Linked DNA regions of Homo sapiens: region 2 is linked to region 1. A link is an interaction called in ENCODE POLR2A ChIA-PET data of the cell type or tissue named here. Cell type or tissue: GM12878. All regions are shown on one strand. Each heading gives the region's core, and the rest is flanking DNA. Links, peaks and the distances in the headings are about the cores only.

The links. Peaks named below come from ENCODE experiments on the same cell type or tissue, not always from the same donor. Only the 100,000 strongest peaks of a DNase experiment are listed, where the experiment ranks them.
Region 2: POLR2A ChIA-PET joins it to region 1 with 9 read pairs; 3 of 35 experiments call an interaction of 5 or more read pairs at or near these places.

Annotation. Positions count from the first base shown.
Region 1 is chr10:98,441,518-98,444,424 of GRCh38, reverse strand. HPS1 (HPS1 biogenesis of lysosomal organelles complex 3 subunit 1) reads left to right here. Exons shown (of 20, transcript NM_000195.5): 3 at 1,185-1,301. The coding sequence starts at 1,185. Among named protein-coding and RNA genes, the nearest start is that of HPS1-AS1, 3.4 kb to the left of the region's middle. In GM12878, for the core only: no CTCF peak of the experiment used is centred there; no DNase peak of the experiment used is centred there.
Region 2 is chr10:98,390,213-98,393,119 of GRCh38, reverse strand. PYROXD2 (pyridine nucleotide-disulphide oxidoreductase domain 2) reads left to right here. Exons shown (of 16, transcript NM_032709.3): 9 at 37-178; 10 at 554-688; 11 at 2,038-2,110; 12 at 2,366-2,522. Among named protein-coding and RNA genes, the nearest start is that of MIR1287, 3.6 kb to the left of the region's middle. RefSeq lists an enhancer at 1,563-1,612. In GM12878, for the core only: no CTCF peak of the experiment used is centred there; a DNase peak (open chromatin) is centred at 1,468; H3K27ac peaks cover 272 bases.

The DNA of each region.
Region 1 (2,907 bases), core at 408-2,907:
GGTCAGGCTGCCCCAAGTTTTAGAAGATCGAGGGTTTGCCGCACGCAGAGGGCCATGGCACACAGTGTGGGAAGCTGTATTAAAGATCTTCCAGTGGGTGAATAGTTAAGACATTTCTTACATAATCAAGCACAGAGTGTGTGGTGTGTGTGTGTGTGGCGGGGGGGTGGGGAAGGAGATTTGGGAGGGCTGAAGACACTGGTGGCTGTGGCCCTAGAAGCTGCAGCCTACTAGGTACAGGGGCTTTAGGCAGCCTCTGTTCTCACCATGAACAGGGAGAGCAGCATTTGAATGAAACTTCTGTGGTGCTGAAGTAAATTCAGGGGCTTTGAGGCTCATCTTCTGGAGCTGTTTTTTGTTTGTTTGTTTGTTTGTTTGTTTGTTTTTTCAGACAGAGTCTCGCTCTGTCACCCAGGCTGGAGTGCAGTGGTGTAATCTCGGCTCACTGCAACCTCTGCCTCCCGGGTTCAAGCAATTCTCCTGCCTCAGCAGTTATCCCGAGTAGCTGGGATAACAGGCACTTGCCACCATGCCTGGCTAATTTTTGTATTTTTAGTAGAGACGGGGTTTCACCATGTTGGCCAGGCTGGTCTCGAACTCCTGACTTCAGGTGATCCACCCCCCTTGGCCTCCCAAAGTGCTGGGATTACAGGCGTGAGCCACCGCGCCCAGCCCTGGAACTGTTTTTATCTGAGGGAGAGATATCTCTGGACTGCCCAGAGATGGAGGTGCACCAGTGCCCTCCGATCCACACCAGGCACTAACTGGCTGCCGTGAGCATGGCCTCCCTGGGCATTCGGCTCCATGTCTAGGCCAAGACCTGGGTCCCTTCCTGTGCCAGTCTGGTTCCAGTAGGCCCCGTGGTGGGTCTGTTGCTGTGCTGAGAGGGACCAGATACCACAGAGGAAAGGGCCCCAGCCTTGGCATCAAACAGGTCTGGGTCCAGATCCCAGCTTTGCCACTTCAGGCTGTGCCTGTGTCCTGCTCTCTAAAATGGGGGTACCTGAAGAGTTCTACTTTGTCCAGTTGTGAGGGTGCAACAAAAATGGAAGTCCCTTGTGATGCCTGGTGTGCAGAAGGGGCTCACTGAATGTTTGCTGAGGTTGGGGTCCTCTTCGTTACTCAGACTGAGCTCATAGATGTTGGGGCTGGAGGCTGACCTTGACCTTGCCTTTCCCTGGCAGATGAAGTGCGTCTTGGTGGCCACTGAGGGCGCAGAGGTCCTCTTCTACTGGACAGATCAGGAGTTTGAAGAGAGTCTCCGGCTGAAGTTCGGGCAGTCAGAGAATGAGGAAGAAGAGGTGAGTGCAGGGTAGGCAGTCCCAGGAGGGGTGGATAGGAAGGAACCATACAAAACTCCCAGCAGGCAGAGAGGCAGGAAAACCTGTGTTCACCCTGTCCTGGGCAGCATGAGCAGGGTGCTGGGTGGGGTCCAGCATCCTTCACACCTAGACCCTTATCCTCAAGGTTGGCCTCTTGATGCTCTGAGCTCGGTGACCCCACCCCCACACCCCACCAGTCCTCTCTGGACTAAATGAGGGCAAGAAGAAGTCGAATTTTATCACGTAACAGAAGAACTTGGAGCCATCAGTTTCTGTAACCTAAAAAGTTTAACAAGGCTGGGCGCGGTGGCTCACGCCTGTAATCACAACACTTTGGGAAGCCAAGGTGGGCCAGTTGCTTGAGCTCAGGGATTTGAGACCAGCCTGGGCAGCATGGCGAAACCCTGTCTCTACAAAAAAAATACAAAAATTAGCCAGGTGTGGTGGTGCGTGCCTATAGTCCCAGCTACTTGGGAGGTTGAGGTGGGAGGATCACTTGAGTCCAGGTGGTAGAGGCTGCAGTGAGCCGAGACTGTGCCCATGCATTCCAACCTGGGCGACAGAGCAAAAAAAAAAAAAAAAAGTTTAACGTAAGCTGAACACGTTAATTTTTTAATAGCTGTATTAAGGTATGATTAACATACCATAAATTGCACATATTTAAAGTGCATAATTTGATAAGCTTTGATATGTATATACCTATGATTCTATCACAATCAATAAAAGGAATATATCTACCACCTCAAACATTTGTAATCCCTTCTTTCCCATCCCCATCGCATAGGAACTGCTGATCTGCTTTCTGTCATGATAGATTAGTTTGTATCATATGGCCTTATATAAATGGAGTCATACAGTATGTGCTTGGATTTAGTTTGGTTTTGGTTTGACTGCTTTCACTCAGCATAATTATTTTGTGATTCATCTGTGTTGTGGCATGTATCAATCGTTCATTCCTTGTCATTGAGTAGTAATCTATTGTATCAGGATGCCACCATTTGTTCATTCATTTACTTGTTGATGGACATCTGTGTTATTTTCAGTTTTTGACTATTACAAATAAAGCAACTATGAACATGCACGTACAAGTCTATGTATACATGGATGCTTTCATGTCCAAGGACAGATACTTAGGATAGACTGGCTAGGTCATGTAGGTGTATGTGTAACTTTTTAATAAACTGCCAAACTTTTCCAAAGTGGTTGTGTAATTTTTGATTCCACCTGTAGTGTTTGAGAGTTCAGTTCCTCCATATCCTCACCAACACTATAGTCCGTCTTTTTAATTTTAGCCATTCTAATAGATGTTCACTAGAATCTCACTGTGTTTTAAATTTCATTTCCTTAATGACTAATGCTTTTGAGCATCTTTTCATGTGCTTATTTGCCATATCTTTTGCCCAGTTTTTATTTGAGTTGATTGTTTCTTCTTCTTATTCTTACTGAGTTTTGAGAGCTTCTAATATATTTTGGATGGAATCCTTTATCAGATACATGTTTTACAAATATTTTCTTTCAGTTTGTGGCTTGTGTTTGTATTCTCAATGGTATCTTTCAAAGAGCAGAAGTATTAGAACTCGAGTTT
Region 2 (2,907 bases), core at 288-2,787, 51 kb after region 1:
CACCTCCAGGATCTGAGTCGGATGGTCTGTCCACAGGTATGTGCTGCTGCACCATGTGATGGGGGGCCTGGAGGGAATGCAGGGGGCCTGGGGCTACGTCCAGGGGGGCATGGGTGCCCTCTCTGATGCGATCGCAAGCTCAGCCACCACACATGGAGCAAGCATCTTCACTGAAAAGGTGAACGGCCCCTCTACCCCACCCCAATTATTAGTAAGGATCCCAGGACAGAACAAAGTCTCAGATTTGGAAGGTCCCTTGTTTTACCAATGAACAGAGGGGCCATGAGGGGATGGGTTGCAGAATCAAGAGATTAAGGTCATGCAGTCTGTTAGTGGCTAACCACCCCCTTGGAATTCCCTGGTCACTGAACTGAGACTGAGTGTTTCATGGAGAAGCTGAGGCTTCATGGAGAAGCTGCAGAACTTGGTGGGATGGGTTTGGGATGAAGAAGTTGTGAATGCCTAGGAGCAGCACAGACCATGGAAATCCCGGAAGATCTAACATGGATTTCCCTTCCTGCGGTTTCTGGGGCCTTGTTCTGGTGGGCTCTAGACAGTGGCGAAGGTGCAGGTGAACAGTGAAGGCTGTGTTCAAGGAGTTGTGCTGGAAGATGGCACAGAGGTGAGAAGCAAAATGGTGCTGTCCAACACATCACCGCAGATCACCTTCCTGAAGCTGACGCCACAGGTGAGGCTGTGGGCAGGAGGGTGGAGCTTAGATGTCTGCCAAAACAGGGGTTAGAAATCGTGGGGATTGAGGGAGCCAGGATTGCATCAGGGTGTGAGATGCAAAAGCCAAGTCTCTGCATTTGGGAAACAGGGGGGTAAGGGCAGGTAGCAAACGGGGAAGAAGCCTCACAGGTGGGGAGAAGGGGCCAGAGAGGTGAAGTGACCAAGATTCCGGCCATTGGCAGAGCCAGAGCTAGAACCCAGGTCTGACTTTCAATCTAGAGTTATTTCCACAACTTTCCTACTTTCCTGATTTCTCCCCTCTCACCGCTCTAATTCCATTGTCTTTGTCAATGATCTGTTATATTATCCATGATTATTAATTAATCAATTAACAAAGAGCCACAATACTTCTGGGCATACAACAAGAAATACTGGCACCCAGAACTGGAGACTTCAGTTGATCTTGGTGGATTTCAGCTGCTTAAGGCTTGCTCATGCGTCTGCAGTTGGCTGTGGGTCAGCTTGCCGGCTGCTGATCTTGGCGGGACTCCTTCATGTGCCTGGGAGCTGGCTGGTGGTGGCTGGTCCAGGACCGTTTCTGCTGGGATGACCGGGTGGGGGACTCGGCTATGCTCCATGTGTCTGTCCTCCTCCAGCACGGTAGTCCAGGCATGTTCTCAAGGTCTGGCAAAGGGCAAAAGCAGGCAAGCTCAAGCATGCATGCAAGCATCACATGGTTTGATCTCTTTGCATCCTGTTTGCTAGCATTGGCCAGACCAAGTCTCATGGCCAAGCCTAGAGTCAGAGTGTGAGAGCACTGCAAGGTTACACGGAAGTGGGTGTGCAAACAGGGAGGGGTGAGCTTTGGGGGCAGTTTTTGCAATTGACTTACCCTGTGCTCAAAAGATATGATAACATGTATACGCACATGAAGCTCCTAGCCATTCTTGGGGGCAATTCTTAGGGGCAAAGCACTACTTTTTCTGAGTGATTCCATTACTAAAATTCAACAAACATCAGTAAAAAGAAACTTGTTAAGGCAATTCTGAGATCGTCGAGGCTTCCAAGAGCTTACAGACCAGTAGTGAAAAGAGGCCTGCAAACCACTGACCCCTTTGCAAGCAGGGAGAGGTGCGGACTATTTCACAGTCAGAACTGCTGGCCAAGCGCGGAGGAGGAAGTGGTTAGAGCTGAGTGGGAGGGGATCTAGGAAGGCTTCACAGGGGAGGTGGTTTTGGCTGAGCTTTGAAGGATGAAGAGGATTTCCGGAGGGAGCGACTGAGGGATCTTCCTGAGCAAAGAAAGAAGGCAGCTTCCTTGGGGCCTTGGACATCTGAGGCCTTTCATGGAGCCTTCTCCTTCCAGGAGTGGCTTCCTGAGGAGTTCCTGGAGAGAATCTCTCAGCTGGACACCCGGTCGCCTGTCACCAAGATCAATGGTAAGAGGCACACCACATTGCAGCACTGTCTCCTTTGACCCATCTGAGTGAGAAACCTCCAGGCTGGGGGCAGCTGAACTCAGTCATCATCTCCATTCCCGGACCTCCAGCCTGTGTCCCCCTGCAGCCTGGTCAGAAGGTGAAACACTTGCTCATACTTTCCTACTCCCGTCCGCCACTGAGGGTAGCAGGGTGCTGGCTGTAGAGGGAGGACCTTGTGGGGCTAAGACCTGACCCTCCTCTTTGGTCCCTCAGTGGCCGTAGACAGGCTGCCCAGCTTCCTGGCGGCCCCCAATGCTCCCAGGGGCCAGCCGCTGCCCCATCACCAATGCTCCATCCACCTGAACTGTGAAGACACCCTCCTCCTTCATCAGGCCTTTGAAGATGCCATGGATGGCCTGCCTTCCCACAGGTAGGGGCCCTGGACTTTATGTTCCCTGATGTTCTTCCACATGGGCCTGGGAGGCGGGGCTGTCCATGCCACCCACAGCAGGGATCAGGCCTGGTGTTCAACCTTCACAGTGACTTAGGATCTGCCAAAATCCATACTCCTAAGGACAGGAAGTGCATCCCAGGTGAAAAATCTGAGGATGAGGGCAGGTAAGGGGTGAAGAGCGGCTCAGGTTAGCAGAAGGGGCAGAGGGGCAGAGCACTGCCCAGGAAAGTGCTGGGGCTGGGGAAGAAGAGGAGAAAATGTGTTCTGGGAGAGCAAAGGAAGTTCTCTCATTCAGAGCCCGTCAGAGAGCACGCACTCACCGAGTCCCCTGCTCCGTAGCCTTTCTTTTTCTGATAATCTG